2 separate regions of the Homo sapiens genome follow, and region 1 is linked to region 2. Evidence: read pairs that join two places in POLR2A ChIA-PET (ENCODE). Cell type or tissue: Caco-2. All regions are shown on one strand. Links, peaks and the distances in the headings refer to the core of each region. The heading gives the core; the rest is flanking DNA.

Region 1 (9,084 bases), core at 1,051-9,050, 150 kb before region 2:
GGTGAGACTTTTTGTTATTTTAGATATCTAAAATACTACTATCTATATGTGCCATATTGTCAGTTGTCAGCTAGACATCACTTTCTCTGCTTAGCAGAAGAAATGGTAGGAACTGCATTTCCCAGAATCATCTGTGTAGCCCTGGATTACAGTCTACCAGACGAGGCACTCTTACCTTTCGAGGCGATTATTCTTGGGAGGCACCCTCAGCCAGAAATATAGATGAAATTCAAAGCTGTTCTGTTTTCAGAACCACCTGCCTCTGATGTAGACCAAGAAATTGCTGGTAGCTTTCTAAGTGTTGAGTTTGCATTGGTTTTTTCCCCATGAGCTCTTGAGACCACCACCCACTTCAGTGCTTTGGGCTGAGGTCATTGGCAACAATTTCCCGGACTTTACTCCCAGCATTTGTGTAAGCTCGCGATTATATTATCATTGCATACCTAGAGTAGCTTTATGTTTTCCAGACTGAAGCCTCCCCAATTCAGTTTGGGGTTCTGGAAGGATATGGGTTATATTGTTATTACCAGTTATGCCCTTTCTTCCTTTTTAATTTACTTTTATTGCTTTTATTTTATTTGAGACGGAGTCCTGCTCTGTCCCCCAGGCTGGAGTGCAGTGGCGCGATCTCAGCTCACTGCACCCTCCACCTCCCGGGTTCAAGCTATTCTCCTGCCTCAGCCTCCTGAGTAGCTGGGATTACAGGCGCCCACCACCACGCCCGGCTAATTTTTGTATTTTTATTTTATTTTTTTGAGATGGAGTCTTGCTCTGTTGCCCAGGCTGGAGTGCAGTGGCGCAATCTTGGCTCACTGCAAGCTCCACCTCCCGAGTTCATCCCATTCTCCTGCCTCAGCCTCCCCACTAGCTGGGACTACAGGTGCCCACCATCATGCCCGGCTAATTTTTTTTGTATTTTTTAGTAGAGACGGGGTTTCACCGTGTTAGCCAGGATGGTCTCGATCTCCTGACCTCATGATCCGCCCATCTCAGCCTCCCAAAGTGCTGAGATTACAGGCGTGAGCCACTGCGCCCGGCCAATTTATTTTTTAATTTAATTTTTTTTTTGAGACGGAGTTTCTGTCTTGTGGCCCAGAGTGGAGTGCAATGGCATGATCTTGGCTCACTGCAACCTCCACTTCCCGGGTTCAACCTATTCTCCTGCATCAACCTCCCAAGTAGCTGAGATTACAGGCACCTGCCACCACGCCCAGCTAATTTTTGTATTAGTAGAGATGGGTTTTCACCATGTTTGCCAGGCCGGTCTCAAATTCCTGACCTCGGGTGATCCGCCCACGTCAGCCTCCCTAAGTGCTGGGATTACAGACGTGAACCACTGCACCTGGCCTACCCTTTCTTCCTTTACGTCAAGCTTAGTGGTGAGACTTCCAAATGGTAATGTAAAGTAGTCTGCTGTCATGTGCCCTGTTCAGGCAGAAGCTTTAAAGGGTGTTTTGTGGTTTGGTCCCTCCCCTTCTGCCCCCAGCATGAACACAGCATGTGCACAGTGAGGGCTGGTTTTTCACCCCAGATCCTGTAACAAAGGCCCATGAAGTACAGCCGTTGTAGCTGATGGGCAGCACCAGCAAGAAGTAAACCATCGTGATTTCGAGTCACTGAGACTTCGGGATCCTTTGTTACCACAGCACAACCTAGCGAACGCTTACAAGTACTAAGAATAGTACTTACTATTCCCTTACATAGATAAGTAATAAAAGTAATATCCTTTTTTCTGATTGATGTCTCCTTATAAAATTCCATCTTGTTGCCTTCCAGAGGATGAAGGGGATTGTAGTAAGGAAGACCACCTTCCAGAGGATGAAGGGGATTGTAGTAAGGAAGACCACCTTCCAGAGGATGAAGGGGATTGTAGGAAGGAAGACCACCTTCCAGAGGATGAAGGGGATTGTAGGAAGGAAGACCACCTTCCCGGGGCTGGGCAAGGCTGCGGTACTGTCTCTCATCAGGTCCAGGAGGACTCAGCAGGCTGATGCAGAGGGACACAGCGCATCCGCCTTGGTGGATGCATGGCTTTCCTGGCTCCCCTGGGACGGGGGAGGAGGGTGAAGATGGAGGGAATCTGGCTGGCTGGGCCTTGTGTACTGGGGGGTGGAGGGCCCATTTGACTGCAGGAATTGCTCAAGCACATAAGCACCTTGAAGTGTGTTACTAAGATACAAGAAACAGGTTTGCTTTTGCCTATTCCAGCATGGTGTACCTCTCTTAGGATACCTTTTAGCACAGGTAGCAGAATACCAGCCAGCCTCCTGTGGCTCACAGCATTAAGATATTTAATCATCTGACATTACATGAAGTCCAGTGTTAGGCAGGCAGGAGCTGCTCCCGTGACTCAGTGACATCAGGTTGGTCCACATCCTAGCAGTTCTCTTGGTGTTCCTGCGTGATCAAAGGATGACTGCCACACCCCAGCCTGCTGACCTCAGCCCTGGCGTGGGCATAGGAGGGTCTGCGTGGCTGAGCATCCAGTGTCCTTCGTACTGCCACTGACAGCCTCAGGCCTGATTTCCAGCACTGTCTGTCCAGGAGCAATGGGAGCAAGAGTCACTCCACGAGACTCTGGAGGCCTGATAGGTGAGTACATCCACTTTATAGGGGAAATGGTGGGATGCTGGGTCTGTGTGGTCAGAGATACAGGTGAAATGGAGTTGGCCACAGGCTGATAATTGCAGAAAGATGCAGGTGAACACATGGGTTCGTGGGTTCATTAGGTTCTCTGCTTGCTTTTTTTTTTTTTCTTTTTTTCCCAGACAGCCTCGGTCTGTTACCCAGGCTGGAGTCCAGTGGTGTGATCTCAGCTCGCTGCAACATCCACCTCCTAGGTTCAGACGATTCTCCTGCCTCAGCCTCCCAAGTAGCTGGGATTTACAGGCGCCCGCCACAACACCCGGCTAATTTTTTGTATTTTTAGTAGAGACAGGATTTCACCATGTTGGCCAGGCTGGTCTTGAACTCCTGACCTCAGGTGAGTCCACCTGCCTCAGCCTCCCAAAGCGCTGGGATTACAGGCGTGAGCCAGCGCACCCAGCCAGGTTATCTGCTTTCTTGTGTTTGAGATTTTCCATTTAAAAAAAAGGACCTGGGTGTTGTGGCTGACACCTGTAATCCCAGCACTTTGGGAGGCCGAGGTGGGTGAATCATTTGAGGTCAGGAGTTCAAGACCAGCCTAGACAACATGGTGAAACACCGTCTCTACTAAAAATACAAAAATTAGCTGGGTGTGGTGGCACATGCCTGTAATCCCAGCTACTTGGGAGGTTGAGACAGGAGAATCACTTGAACCTGGGAGGTGGAGGTTGCAGTGAGCTGAGATCATGCCACTGCACTGCAGCCTGGGTGACAGAGTGAGACACTGTCTCAAAAAAAAAAAACAAAAACAAAAAAACTGAAGGAGCAGGAAAGCTCTTTTGCTAGTCCCTGTTTCTTAGTGTGCTGCAACTTCCACCACGCAGGGAATAAAGTCTCTCACCGTCAGTGGGCTGGGGCTGTCACGACAGACTACCTTAGACTGGGGAACTGAAGCAATAGGCATTTATTGGCTGGAAGTCCAAGATTAAGGTGCCCGACAGATTGCTGCCTGGTACGGGCTGTCTTTTAGAGTTGCACATAGCAAAGAGAATGCTCTGGTACCTCTTCCTTTTCTCATGAGGGTACCAGCCCTATCGGATTAGGGTTGCACCCTTATTGAAACCATCCCTGGCCAGGCATGGTGGCTCACACCTACAATCCCAGCACTTTGGGAGGCAGGTAGATTGCTTGAGCTCAGGAGTTTGAGACCAGCCTGGGCAACATAGACTTATTTGTAGATTTATTTATCTCTACAAAATAAATAGGTGGGCGTGCCTATAGTCCCAGCTACTTGGGAAGCTGAGGTGGGAGGATCACTTGAGCCTAGGAGGTTGAGGCTGCAGTGAGCCATGGTTGCGCCACTGCACTCCAGCCCAGGTGACAGAGTGAGACCTTGTCTCAATTTTTAAAAAAATATAAAAAAAGAAAACCGTCACTAAAAACACAAAATTAATCAAGGAAGAGGGGAGGGGGAAATGGAATAACCGAGCTTGCAGCACACGCAGCACCAGTCATGTGGTGAGCCCCTCTGAGCTGGCGCCTCGTGCCTCAGAATCAGGTAGACTCTTGTTATAAGATTACAGTTACCCTTAACTGCTCCAGAGATAACAACTTGAACATTATGAAACCTTAACTTTTCCCTTTGAGATTTTTTTTTTATTTTAATTTTTTTTTCTTTTTAGAGACAGGGTCTCACTCTTGTTCAGGCTGAAGTGCAGTGGCACAATCGTAGCTCACTGCAGCCTTGAGGTTCTGGTCTCGAGTGATCCTCCTGCCTCAGCATCTGAAGTATCTGGAACTACAGGCACACACATCTGGCTTTTTTTTTTTTTTAAATACTGACGGGGTCTTGCCCTGTTGCCCAGGCTGGTCTTGAACTGGTGGGCCCAAGCGGTCATCCTGCCTCGGCCTCCTGAAGCCCTGGGATTGCAGGCATGAGCCACCACGCCCAGCCTGAGATTCTTTCAGGCCCTGCATACCAGTGAAAGTACTGATGCCAGCTGCTCTGAAGGACCCCACAGGAGCTGACTCAGCAAGGAATGCAGTTTCCACATTCTAGTGAATCATCCTCCTTACCCTGGCCAGTCAGCGACCCCCATTTTCCAGCCCCTCACCTTCCATGATCCCCTTAAAAACCTTAGCTCAGAACTCCTGAGGGAGATGTATTTGAGGAGACGTCTCCTTTCACCTCCTCACCTGGGCCTTGTTAAACTCTTTCTCTGCTGCAAACCCTGCTGTCTGAGCATCATGGGTCTGTTAACTGTGCAGCAGACACATGAAAACTGTTGGTCCTATCACATTAGGACTTCATTTAACCTTAATTAGCTCCTTGGCCAGGTGCGTTGGCTCACGCCTGTAATCTCAGCACTTTGGGAGGCAGAGGCGGGCAGATCACGAGATCAGGAGCTCGAGACCAGCCTGGCCAACGTGGTGAAACCCCGTCTCTACTAAATATACACAAATTAGCTGGGTGTGGTGACGGGCGCCTGTAATCCCAGCTACTCAGGAGGCTGAGGCAGGAGAATTGCTTGAACCCAGGAGGCGGAGGTTGCAGCTGAGATCGCCCTATTGCACTCCAGCCTGGGCGACAGGGCGAGACTGTCTCAAAAAAAAAAAAAAAAAAAAGCAAAGCTCCTTAAGGGCCCTATCTACAAACAGTCACGTTGGGGGTCAGGGCTTCAACACAGGAATTTTGAGGGACACAGTTCAGTCCATGTCCTCACCTGCTCCCAGGAGCTTCGAGTTGTGCTGGTACTCACTGCTCTGCTAAACTCCCAACCCTCCTTGCAGGTAGATGTGGCATGTGGACCTTCACACAGCAGGCTTGCATCCCCTACGCTCTCCGACATACCCCTTGTTGCAACCCAGCCTTGACCAGGCAGACGATGGCAAGGCCCTTTGTGGACAGACACCATACAAGAAGGAATGTGGGTCCCTGAGAGGCCCCATGGAGTGTGCTGTCCCGCCTGTTCACATTAGAGTTGTTGCACTGAGAAATACAACTCTTTTTTTTTTTTTTTTTTTTTTTGAGACTGAGTCTTGCTCTGTCGCCCAGGCTGGAGTGCAATGGCGCAGTCTCGGCTAACTGCAACCTCCACCTCCCAGGTTCAAGCAATTCTCCTGCCTCAGCCTCCCGAGTAGCTGGGATTACAGGCACCCACCACCATGCCTGGCTAATTTTGTATTTTTAGTAGAGACGGGGTGTTTCACCATGTTGGCCAGGCTGGTCTCGAACTCCTGACCTCAGGTGATCCACCCGCCTTGGCCTCCTAAATTGCTGGGATTACAGGCATGAGCCACCGCGCCTGGCCCTCTCTGGCAGTTTCTAAAACAGGGTCCCTTCAAAAGGGTTTGCCAGTTTTGTGTGTGTGAATGAAAGAAGACAAATTGATCTCTGGGAGAGTTATATTTAATATATGATATGTGAGGGCCAATAACCCTTAATAATAAAGATTTTTTTTTTTTAGACAAAATACATGAAGACCAGTTTCTACACAGAGAATCACTAAAAGATGGCCAGGCGCGGTGGCTCACGCCTGTAATCCCAGCACTTTGGGAGACCGAGGCGGGCGGATCACAAGGTCAGCAGATCGAGACCATCCTGGCTAACATGGTGAAACCCCATCTCTACTAAAAATACAAAAAATTAGCCCGGCGTGGTGGCGGGCGCCTGTAGTCCCAGCTTTTCGGGAGGCTGAGGCAGGAGAATGGCATGAACCTGGGAGGCAGAGCTTGCAGTGAGCCAAGATCACACCACTGCACTCCAGCCTGGGCGACAGAGCGAGACTCCATCTCAAAAAAAAAAGAATCAGTAAAAGATATAAAGGAGAAAAGGACAGAACCACAAATAGGCAACAAATATGTTAAAAAAAAGTTTAGCTTCACTTAAAATGAAATAAATGTGATTAAAATATTTAAGGTTGGCTTTTTCCCCCCTCTAATGAGTTAGCGAAGGTTAAACATTTAAAAAGCCTGATGAAATCTAGGGTTGGCAGAAGTATGGAAAGCAACCAGTGGCCATGCTGGTTGGTATAACCTTCCCTTTGGGCAATTCATTTATAAGTATCAGCACTTAAAATGTGCAATACTCGGCCAGGCATGGTGGCTCACACTGTAATTCTAGCACTTTGGGAGGCCGAGGCGAGTGGATGATGAGGTCAGGAGTTCGAGACCAGCCTGGCCAACATAGTGAAAACCGGTCTCTACTAAAAATACAAAAAAAATTGGTAGGGCTTGGTGGCGGGCGCCTGTAGTCCCAGCTACTTGGGAGGCTGAGGCAGGAGAATCGCTTGAACCCAGGAGGAGGAGATTGCAGTGAGCCGAGATTGCGCCACCGCACTCCAGCCTTGCGACAGAGCAAGACTCCGTCTCAAAAAAAAAGGACTGGTAAGACAATGTGGTATTCTTGCTCCTCCTCCCACTGTTAGTTGTGGGTATAATGTTTCTCCCATTCAACCTGGGTCGGCCCCAGTGACTTGCTTGACCAATAGAATGTAGTGAGGTGATGTCTTAGGGCTACCAAAGTGAGGTCACAAGAGCCGGTGGCTTCCACCCCAGCCTCCTGGGACTCTGTGAGACCCGCTGCTACTGAGACTGCTGTGCTGGAGAGGCCACATGTGGGTGTTCTGGCCCACGGTGCCAGCTGACATCAGCCTTCCAGCCACCCCAGTGATCTCTTTTCTGTCACACTGGACAGGACAGTCACCTGGTGGAGCTGCTGAAATTCCTGGCACGCTGTCACATATAACAAAATAGTTCTTGGCGGCACGGTGGCTCACGCCTGTAATCCCAGCACTTTGGGAGGCCAAGGTGGGTGGATCACAAGGTCAGGAGTTCAAGACCAGCTTGGCCAATTTGGTGAAAGCCCATCTCTACTAAAAATACAAAAATTAGCTAGGCATGATGGCACGCGCCTGTAGTCCCACCTACTCAGGAGGCTGAGGCAGCAGAATTGCTTGAACCCAGGAGGTGGAGGTTGCAGTGAGCTGAGATCGCGCCACCACACTCCAGCCTGGGTGACAGAGCAAGATTCCGTCTAAAAAAAAATGGTTCTTTTAAACCACTAAGTTTTCAGGGGTCTGTAAGGCGGTGATACATAATGGGAACAGATACTTGCAGTTCTATGTATAGCCATGTTCATTACAGCATGATTTATGATACTGAAATATTGGGAACATCTGTAAAGAGTTTGTTAAAGTCTGATACACCACTACAATGAAATAGATCTAGTCAGTGGGACAAAGCAGGGTGAGTAAAGCAGGGCCAGATGCTCACAAGGAGTATTCAGCTAAAAATGTAAGACAGGCTGGGTGCGGCAGCTTATACCTATAGTCCCAGCATTTGCGGAGGCCAAGGCAAGAAGATTGCTTGAGCCCAGGAGGTCAAGCTGCAGTGAACTGTGATCACACCACTGTCCTCCAGCCTGGGCGACAATGTGAGATCCTGTCTCAAAAAACAAAACAGGCTGGGCTCGGTGTCTCATGCCTGTAATCCCACCACTTTGGAAGGCCGAGGCGGGCAGATCACGAGGTGAGGAGTTCGAGACCAGCCTGGCCAACATAGTGAAACCCCGTGTCTACTAAAAATACAAAAAATTAGCCGGGTGTGGTGGTGGGTGCCTGTAATCCTAGCTACTCGGGAGGCCAAGGCCGGAGAATCGCTTGAACCTGGGAGGTGGAGGTTGCAACAAGCCGGGATCTCGCCACTGCACTCCAGCCGGGGTGACAGTGCAAGACTCCATCTCAAAAACAAAAACAAAAACAAAAACCCCCCAAAACAAAAAACAAAACAGAATGAAAAGTAGTAGAAAAATGGTGAGTCAGTAAAAGAACAACCCCATGAAAAAATGGGCAAAAGTGCTGGGTGCGGTGGCTCATGTCTGTAATCCCAGCACTTGGGGAGGCTGAGGCTGGAGGAGTGCTTGAACCCAGGAGTTGGAGACCAGCCTGGGCAACATAGATACCCCAACTCTACAGAAAAAAAATTAAAAATTAGCCAGGTGTCATGGTGTGTGCTTGTAGTCCCAGATATTGAGGGCTGAGGCAACAGGTCCTTTGAACCCAGGAGGTCGAGGCTGCATGAGCCATGATTGTGCCACTGCACTTCAGCCTGGGTGACAGAGCAAGACCCTGACTCTAAAAATAATAATAACCAAGGCTGGGTGTGGTGGCTTATGCCTCTCATCCCAGCACTTTGGGAGGCCGAGGCGGGCAGATCACAAGGTCAAGAGATAGAGACCATCCTGGCCAATGTGGCGAAACCTTGTCTCTACTAAAAATACAAAAATTAGCTGGGCATGGTGGCAGGCACCTGTAATCCCAGCTGCTTGGGAGGAAGAGGCAGGAGAATCGCTTTAACCCAGGAGGCGGAGGTTGCAGTGAGCCGAGATTGCGCCACGGCACTCCAGCTTGGGTGACAGAGAGACAGACTCCGTTTCAAAATAATAATAATAATATAATAATCAAAAATTGGAAGTAACCAAGATGCTCTTTAATAAGT
Region 2 (9,654 bases), core at 626-8,625:
GCACGGTGGTTCATGCCTGTAATCCCAGCACTTTGGGAGGCCGAGGCTGGCAGAATACGAGGTCAGATCAAGACCAGCCTGACCAACATGGTGAAACCCTGTCTACTAAAAATACAAAAATTAGCCGGGTGTGGTGGTGCATGCCTGTAATCCCAGCTACTCAGGAGGCTGAGGCAGGAGAATGGCATGAATCTGGGAGGCGGAGGATGCAGTGAGCCGGGATGGCCCCACTGCACTCCAGCCTGGGCAACGGAGTGAGACTCCACCTCAGAAAAAAAAAAAAAAAGAAAACCTCATGGCAGGCAGGACATAAGTCAGTGCAGCGTGTGTGACTTCACCCTGCCTGGTGCAGCCTCAGGTCCTGTTGATAATTTGGCATCTTACTGCTGTATTCAGCCCTGCCAATTTTTTTTTTTTTTTTGAGACAGAGTCTCACTCTGTCTCCCAGGCTGGAGTGCAGTGGTGCGATCTCGGCTCACTGAAACCTCCGCCTCCCAGGTTCAAGCGATTCTCCTGCCTCAGCCTCCCGAGTAGCTGGGATTATAGGCGCCCGCCACCACGGCCAGCTAATTTTTTTATTTTTAGTAAAGATGGGGTTTCATCACGTTGGCCAGGCTGGTCTTGAACTCCTGACCTCAAGTGATCCACCCACCTCATCCTCCCAAAGTGCTGGGATTACAGGCGTGAACCACCACGCCTGGCCCAATCCTGCCAATCTTATGGTCTCTATTTCAACATTCACTCTGGGCATTTGTGTCTAAACCACAAAAGGGAGGGGCTCTAACGAGCTGTATATGTCCTCCTGTCCCGTCCTAGCTGGGAACTCAGGTGTTAAGGTTTCTCTGGGGTCTCCTTGGCTAACAGGCGTCCTTTTAGTTGACTGGGAGCTTAGAATTTTATTTTTAGTTCTCAAAGCTAATCTGAAAAGGCCGCATGCTGTATGATTCCAACTATACAACATTCCGGGAGAGGCAATCTACCCAGACAGTAAGAATCCTCAGTGGTTGCCAGGGAAGGGAGGGGTGAATAGTGGAGCTCGGGGGAATTTCGGGGCAGGGAAGCCTCTCCTGACACCATCATGGTGGATACCTGACCTCATGCACTTGCCAGGACTCCCGGAACGCAAGACGCCAAGACTGGCCCCCAATTCGAGCTGTGGACCCTGCGTGATGGGGCCAGGTCAGTGCAGATTCGTCGCACAGCAAGGACCCAGCACCAAGGCAAAGGCGCTAACAATAGGGGTGCAGAGTGTGTGTGAGGGGCGAGGCGAGGGGCACATGGGGGCTCCGTCTACTTTCCACTCAGCTTTTCCATAAACCCCAAACTGCTTTAGATAGTAGAGCCTATTAATTTTTAAAAAAGTGTAGCTATAAAAATTCCAAGAAAAGAGAAGGAAGAAAGTGGATGACAATCAGTATAATCTTGAGGGCATCCACGTGGCCAATGGACTTGTGAAAACGTGATCGGCTGCAGGCCCGCCTTGGCTGAGGGACCCCCTGCCGCACCGGCCATTCCCCCCACAAGCCCAGACTTCCTGGAAGAGCTGGGGTCCTGCGTGCCACCTGCTCCGCCTCCTTCGGCCTGCAATGGTTCATTCTGTGTCAGCTTGGCCAGGCCGCAGGACTCTGATGTTGGTCAAACAGCAGTCCAGAAGTTTCAGTGAAGGTATTTTTCGAAGATAAAATTACCGCTGAGATCAGTAGACTTTGAATCAGCAGGTCAGCCTCCGCGACACAGGAGTCTCATCCAGTCTATGAAGGCCGGAGAGAAAGGAGAGAAAGGAGGATGGAATCCTGCCTGCAGGCATCTTTGGATTTGAGTGGCTACTTCGGCTCCTCCTGCGTCCCCAGCCTGCCTGCCTGCCGTAGTCATGTGAGCCAATTTCTCCAAGTAAGTTTCTCTCTCTCTGTCTCCACATTCTATTGGTTCTTTTTTTTTTTTTCTTTTTTTGAGACGGAGTTTTGTTCTTGTTGTTTAGGCTGGAGTGCAATGGCGCGATCTCGGCTCACTGCAACTTCCATCTCCTGGGTTCAAGCAATTCTCCTGCCTCAACCTCCCAAGTACCTGAGATTACAGGCATGCGCCACCACCCACGGCTAATTTTGTATTTTTAGTATAGATGGGGTTTCTCCATGTTGGTCAGGCTGGTCTCGAACTCCTGACCTCAAGTGATCTGCTTGTCCTGACCTCCCAAAGTGCTGGGATTACAGGCATGAGCCACCACTCCCGGCCTATTGGTTCTATTTCTCTAGAGAACTCTCACTACTACAGCTACACCTCCCTGGGCCTCAGTTTCCCCTTCTGTCCATCAGCGAGGCCGAAGGCTGCCATGGGCTGAGGTCTCACACCCGGCGCTCCTGCCCCTGCCCCTGATTCCGGGGCAGCCTGCATAGGCCAGGCAGTGGTCGAGGCCCACTTTCCCCGCCCAGCAACTGTGGTTCAGCGGTTCAGCGGCTGACCTCCCAGCCCAGAAACAGAAACTCTTTTTCTCTTGCAAAACAGAAAGTGTCCCCATTAAACACTCACTTCCCGCTGGCTCCCCCGACCCCGGGCCCCACCGTCTGCTTTTTCTGCCTATGAACCGGCCCACTCTGGGGACCTCGTGTGTGGGGAGTCACACAGTGTTTGTCCTTTTGTGGCTTGTGCCCCTCGGTGTGACGTCCTCGAGGTTCCTCCACGCTGCGGCGGGTGTGGGAGCCCTTCCTTCCTGAGGTGACTCCCTCTGTGCGGAATCACCGTGCTGTCCGTTCCTTCCTCCGGCGGTGGACACGGAGCTGCTGCTTCCACATGGCCGCTGATTGTGAATTGCGCTGCTGGGAATGGGGTGCACTGACTTCCATCTTTTTAAGGCTGAATACTCCTCCATGTATGTAATAACTTGGTTTTGCAGGTTGAATTGAGATAAAAACTGAAGACCCCAAACCAATCTTGGATTCTGTGGCTAAGCAGTTGGGGACGACGGTGCCCCCGTGCCCGGGGCAGGCATCCTGCGCTCTCACAGCCCTGGCCAGTGGCACCGGCAGTGCCCCTCCGGCCACACCCCGGCCAGGTTTTCTAAGGCTGGACAAACACAGGGGCCCCCACTGGTGGGTGCGGCAGACTGACTGGGGTCAGAGGTATGGGGAGAACACGCGGAGATCCACCCAAGAAGGGGAGCGATTGTGCCACAGTCGAGGGGGCCACGGCGATGGTGTGGTCACACGGCCTCGGTCACCCTCCAGAGGACCCTCCACATCCTGAACTCTCCAGAATCTCAGGAGCCTCACCCAGACTCAGAGCGAGGTTTGTCCACACTGGAGCCCTGACGCACGAGGGTAGAGACCACCAGGACTCACACCGCAGCCCCCCATGCGGCCCCACCAGCCCCCAGGGCCTTGGCGCTGCACCCAGATCGCCAGCCCGGTCTCCTGTAGCCCGAGGGTGGGTTCCCTTTCAGAGGCCCCCCGCTCACCTTCGCTCCTGCTGGGAGCCCTGGGCGGACTCCCCCCCACCCCGCCCAATTCCAAGGACCCCGGGCTCCATCCACGAGGCCCACAGGACCCGCGGTCCCCCGTGCAGAGTAAGGCGTCCAACGCCCACGCACTCCGCAGACCCGGCCGGTGGGTGTGGGCGGGGCTGGGGTGGGGCGCAGGGGTGGGGGCGGCGCTGCAGGGTCGGGGGCGCGGGGGCGCGGGGGCGCGGGGGCGCGGGCGTGGGTGGAGCTGGCCGGGCTCAGGGGCCTGGGACACGGGGCGGGGCCGCGCCTCTCTCGCTCCGGGTCCCACGCGCCCCGGCCTCCTCCCGGCACTGTCCCCCGGGGAGCCCCGAGGCCCGGCCACACCCAGGGCGCTCCTGAAGCCGCCGCAGCTGCTGTGCGAGGCCGGGCCGACCCGCCTGGGGCGCGTGGGTGGGGCGGGAGCGCAGCCGCAGCCCGGCGGCGACACAGGCCCGGGGCCAGCCGGGGACGGAAAAAGTGAGTGCGCGGCGGCGCGGGGCGGCCTGACGGGAAGGCGGGAGGCGAAGTGCTGACTGCGCCGCGGTCTCTCAGCCGCCAACACACCGCGGACGCCCGGGGACAGCGACCGCTTCCTCCCTCCCCGCCCGCCTTGTCTCTTTTTGTGAGTATCGATCTGAGCTCATGTTCTTTTTAACGTACTCAAAGTGTGTCAATCAATTAGGCTTTTTTTTTTTTTTTTTTTGACAGGGTCTTGCTCTGTCGCCCAGGCTGGAGTCAGTGGCACCATCGTGGCTCACTGCGGCCTCCACCTCCGGGACTCCAGGGATCCTCCCGCCTCAGCCTCCCGAGGAGCTGGGACCACCGCACCTGGCTAATTTTAAAATTTTTCCTTAGAGACAGGATCTCACTTTGCTGCCCAGGCTGGTCTCAAACTCCTGGGCTCAAGCGACCCTCCCGCCTCGGCCTCCCAAAGTGCCACCGTGCCAAGCCTCAGTTAGGTTTTTAATTTTAATTTGGCATTGTTTGATGCTCAGACTGCTGCCGTGTCATTTTCACACGACAGCAAGTTGGGGACAGCGAGTTGTTCTGTCCTGCGCGTGTGTCCCCTCATGGTCTTGAGTGACCTGACCCTCTGTGGGGAGCCCTGAGCCTCCTCCCTGCTCCCGCGGCCCCAGCTCTCAGCTGATGGAGGCTCCGGGGCGGGCTCAAGCCCCCGGCCGGCTTTGGACGGCTTTGCCGTTGCCGAGCCAGCGCCGTGAGCTCGTGGGCTCTGCGTCTGCACATGTTTGCCGGTGACCTCTGGGAAGTGTTTCGACGAGGATGGGGGTTGAGGGGGCAAAGGGCAAGTGCCCACCGCCTACCAGACAGCACCGGTGCGTCTCCAGCTCGGCTTCCCCGCCAGCCCCTCAGGCCTGCTCCCTGCTGCCTCGCCAACAGCCGCACCGTTGTCAGAGCTCTGTCAGCCTGGTGGATGTAGTTTCAACTTGTATTTTTGTTGAGAGAACCTGAACAACCTTTCATTGTTTAAGGGATATGGGTATGCACGCAGGCACTGCCGTATATACATATATTGTAGATACACACGTCCGCACACCTGTACACACACACCCACACACATACCCCTGTGTATGTACATACACACATTTGTATGCACACATATGTCTACACACGTGTAGACACGTGCACACACAGGCTCACGCACACACATTTTCTCTGAGCTGTTGGGTTATGTCTCCTGCACTTTCTCGTGTATTTTTGACCTTGCTTTTTCCAGACTCTTAGATCTTCCTACGACTGGCATATTCGCTCTTTTGTGGTGGTGCAAACATTTTCCCTCAGTTTGTTTATGATTTTTTTTGCCAAGCTAAAGTTTTTTGTTTTCCAATATATGGAGTTCAGTGTATCAGTCTTCTCTTTAATTGTTGCCTGATGTCCTTTATTCATTGGGAATGCCTTCCCCTCCCACACTGCAAGAATGCACCCACGGTTTCTTGTTTCTTGTAGGGTTCCTTTTTTTTTCTTTTTTGAGACGGAGTCTTGCTGTGTCGCCCAGGCTGGAGTGCAGTGGCATGATCTCGGCTCACTGCAAGCTCCGCCTCCCGGGTTCACGCCATTCTCCTGCCTCAGCCTCCCGAGTAGCTGGGACCACAGGTGCCCGCCACCATGCCCGGCTAATTTTTTGTGTTTTTAGTAGAGACAGGGTTTCACCGTGTTAGCCAGGATGGTCTCAATCTCCTGACCTTGTGATCCACCCGCCTCGACCTCCCAAAGTGCTGGGATCACAGGCGTGAGCCACCACGCGCGGCCAGGGTTCTTTTTGTATGCTTTTCTCTCTGCTGCATTTGGGATTTTGTGCATATGAGTCTAACTTAATACTTTTCCAGATGGCTATCCCTATCCCTGGGCAGTTGGTTAAAAAGTCGTTTTTCCCCTCACTGATTTGGGTCGCAGGGACTGGGCCTGTTCCTGTGTCTTCTGGTGCTTATCCCACCCTGTTTTCATTACAGTAAGTTTCCCCTGAGCTCATAAAGCTGGTCCTCTTTCACTTTCTTTTCATGGTTTTTTTGGCTGTTACTTGCTTGTTAATTTTTCCATATGAGCATGGTAGTTCCAGAACTGTGGTTTTTACTGGGATCGTATTAAATTTACAAATTGTATCGGAAGAACGTGCATGTTTGCAGCTGTGGCGCCTCTTCGGGGCCCGGGGGTCAGGGTGCCTTTGATTGAGTTCAGCCTCTGCGGCAGCTTTCCCACGTTTCTGGCTAGGTTTATGCCGGGAGCATCTTCTCTCTTGCTGTCCTAGATGAAACATCGCCCGCCACTCCGTCTCCTAGCGCACTGTGCTGTGAATGGGGTGAATGGGTGTATGAGAGCCGTGAATTTTGGACGCTGGCGCGCTGCGCTGTGAATGGGTGTTTGAGAGCCTTGAGTTCTGGATGCTAGCGCGCTGCGCTGTCAATGGATGAATGAGAGCCGTGAGTTCTGGATGCTGGCGCGCTGCGCTGTGAATGGGTGTTTGAGAGCCTTGAGTTCTGGATGCTGGCGCGCTGCGCTGTCAGTGGATGAATGAGAGACGTGAGTTCTGGATGCTAGCGCCCTGCGCTGTCAATGGATGAATGAGAGCCGTGAGTTCTGGATGCTGGCGCGCTGCGCTGTGAATGGGTGTTTGAGAGCCTTGAGTTCTGGATGCTGGCGCGCTGCGCTGTCAATGGATGAATGAGAGCCTTGAGTTCTGGATGCTGGCGCGCTGCGCTGTCAGTGGATGAATGAGAGACGTGAGTTCTGGATGCTGGCGCGCTGCGCTGTGAATGGGTGTATGAGAGCCTTGAGTTCTGGATGCTGGCGCGCTGCGCTGTGAATGGGTGTTTGAGAGCCTTGAGTTCTGGATGCTGGCGCGCTGCGCTGACAATGGATGAATGAGAGCCTTGAGTTCTGGATGCTGGCGCGCCGCGCTGTCAGTGGATGAATGAGAGACGTGAGTTCTGGACGCTGGTGCGCAGCGCTGTCAATGGATGAATGAAAGCCTTGAGTTCTGGATGCTGGCGCGCTGCGCTGTGAATGGGTGTTTGAGAGCCTTGAGTTCTGGATGCTGGCGTGCTGCGCTGTCAGTGGATGAATGAGAGACGTGAGTTCTGGACGCTGGCGCGCTGCGCTGTCAATGGATGAATGAGAGCCTTGAGTTCTGGATGCTGGCGCGCTGCGCTGTGAATGGGTGTTTGAGAGCCTTGAGTTCTGGATGCTGGCGTGCTGCGCTGTCAGTGGATGAATGAGAGACGTGAGTTCTGGACGCTGGCGCGCTGCGCTGTCAATGGATGAATGAAAGCCTTGAGTTCTGGATGCTGGCGCGCTGCGCTGTGAATGGGTGTATGAGAGCCTTGAGTTCTGGATGCTGGTGCGCTGCGCTGTCAATGGATGAATGAGAGCCGTGAGTTCTGGATGCTGGCGCGCTGCGCTGTGAATGGGTGTTTGAGAGCCTTGAGTTCTGGATGCTGGCGCGCTGCGCTGTCAGTGGATGAATGAGAGACGTGAGTTCTGGATGCTAGCGCGCTGCGCTGTCAATGGATGAATGAGAGCCGTGAGTTCTGGATGCTGGCGCGCTGCGCTGTGAATGGGTGTTTGAGAGCCTTGAGTTCTGGATGCTGGCGCGCTGCGCTGTCAATGGATGAATGAGAGCCTTGAGTTCTGGATGCTGGCGCGCTGCGCTGTCAGTGGATGAATGAGAGACGTGAGTTCTGGATGCTGGCGCGCTGCGCTGTGAATGGGTGTATGAGAGCCTTGAGTTCTGGATGCTGGCGCGCTGCGCTGTGAATGGGTGTTTGAGAGCCTTGAGTTCTGGATGCTGGCGCGCTGCGCTGACAATGGATGAATGAGAGCCTTGAGTTCTGGATGCTGGCGCGCTGCGCTGTGAATGGGTGTTTGAGAGCCTTGAGTTCTGGATGCTGGCGCGCTGCGCTGTGAATGGGTGTTTGAGAGCCTTGAGTTCTGGATGCTGGCGCGCTGCGCTGTCAATGGATGAATGAAAGCCTTGAGTTCTGGATGCTGGCGCGCTGCGCTGTGAATGGGTGTTTGAGAGCCTTGAGTTCTGGATGCTGGCGCGCCGCGCTGTCAGTGGATGAATGAGAGACGTGAGTTCTGGACGCTGGCGCGCTGCGCTGTCAATGGATGAATGAGAGCCTTGAGTTCTGGATGCTGGCGCGCTGCGCTGTGAATGGGTGTTTGAGAGCCTTGAGTTCTGGATGCTGGCGCGCTGCGCTGTCAGTGGATGAATGAGAGACGTGAGTTCTGGATGCTGGCGCGCTGCGCTGTCAATGGATGAATGAAAGCCTTGAGTTCTGGATGCTGGCGCGCTGCGCTGTGAATGGGTGTATGAGAGCCTTGAGTTCTGGATGCTGGTGCGCTGCGCTGTCAATGGATGAATGAGAGCCGTGAGTTCTGGATGCTGGCGCGCTGTGCTGTGAATGGGTGTTTGAGAGCCTTGAGTTCTGGATGCTGGCGCGCTGCGCTGTCAGTGGATGAATGAGAGCCGTGAGTTCTGGATGCTGGCGCGCTGCGCTGTGAATGGGTGTTTGAGAGCCTTGAGTTCTGGATGCTGGCGCGCTGCGCTGTCAATGGATGAATGAGAGCCGTGAATTCTGGACGCTGGCGCGCTGCGCTGTGAGTGGGTGTTTGAGAGCTGTGAGTTCTGGACGCTGATCTCACAGGCAGCACTCTATGGCTTTCTCATTGCCTGTGGTCATTTTCCATGGGACCTATCGGGTTTTGCGGATGGAAACCCACATCATGTGCAGAGCCCCCGGGCAGCGTTCCCTGCCAGGCCTGATCTGCCGGATCTCACCGGGAGTTCCCAGAGCTGCGAGGTCTCTGTGCCTGTCCCTGACACAGGCATGGGGTCCAGGACTGGGCTCCAGGATGGCAAGCAGAGAATGAGCCCCGGGGTGTCAGTGGGTGTTTGGCTGCGGTGCCCGAGGGCCTGGCAGGGCTCCTTTCCCTGCACCGTCCCTGCTGCTAGCTGCCAAGGACCGCAGCAGGGTGATAGGGCTCCAGCAGACGTGACCCCGCCTCCCCCGCTGCCCCCACCCTGTGTACTTAGGGAGGGACCCGCAGATGCTGTGTCCCTCATAGCCCAGGGCAGCCCTCCCACCCCGCTGTGGACGCCCTGGCACCAGGTACCACCCCTGCCCGGAGGGACTGGTAGGCATGGGGACACGGGGGCTATGGAGCAGGCACAGTCACTCAGGGACACCCATGCCTGGCCAGGAAGCCTGGGGCCAGGGGGCCGTGGGACCCCCCTAAAAGGCCTGGGCTTGGGGAAGATGGTGTCCCCAGCCCCGTGATGTTGGAGGAATTTTTCACCGGAGGGCTCTACATGTGAGTGGGGCAAACAGGGCGAGGAGGGCCTGTGTGTTTCTGGGACAGCGAGGGGAAGGCCTGACTCAGGCCAGGATCCAGGGGAGCCACCAGCACCCTCCACACACAGCCTCAGCCTGGCTGCCGCCTTGTCCCTCCCTGGAGGCCTCCCTCCCTCCTGCCCACTGCCCCCACAGCCACCAGACAGGACAGAACTCCTTAGCATGCTCTCATATTTAATTATAATTATAATATAATAGAACCACAGGGAAGGGGGATCCCTTGTCCCAGCCACTCAGGTGCCTGCTGGCCGCCTGGATGCTGGTGGCCCTGCCCCAGGAGTGGGGGTGCAGTGTGTGGATGTGAGGAGT

The links. ChIA-PET counts read pairs that join two places held together with the same protein. Peaks named below come from ENCODE experiments on the same cell type or tissue, not always from the same donor. Only the 100,000 strongest peaks of a DNase experiment are listed, where the experiment ranks them.
Region 1: POLR2A ChIA-PET joins it to region 2 with 10 read pairs; 8 of 35 experiments call an interaction of 5 or more read pairs at or near these places.

Annotation. Positions count from the first base shown.
Region 1 is chr2:241,688,062-241,697,145 of GRCh38, forward strand. It overlaps a transcript of ING5 not described here. Among named protein-coding and RNA genes, the nearest start is that of DTYMK, 5.8 kb to the left of the region's middle. In Caco-2, for the core only: no CTCF peak of the experiment used is centred there; no DNase peak of the experiment used is centred there.
Region 2 is chr2:241,840,382-241,850,035 of GRCh38, forward strand. LOC124905350 (a long non-coding RNA gene) reads left to right here and starts at 3,786. Exons shown (of 2, transcript XR_007088410.1): 1 at 3,786-4,097; 2 at 4,184-6,099. It overlaps PDCD1 (programmed cell death 1), which reads right to left. Exons shown (of 5, transcript NM_005018.3): 5 at 9,503-9,654. RefSeq lists silencers at 1,545-1,704, 2,636-2,930 and an enhancer at 2,308-3,005. In Caco-2, for the core only: no CTCF peak of the experiment used is centred there; a DNase peak (open chromatin) is centred at 3,850; H3K4me3 peaks cover 629 bases.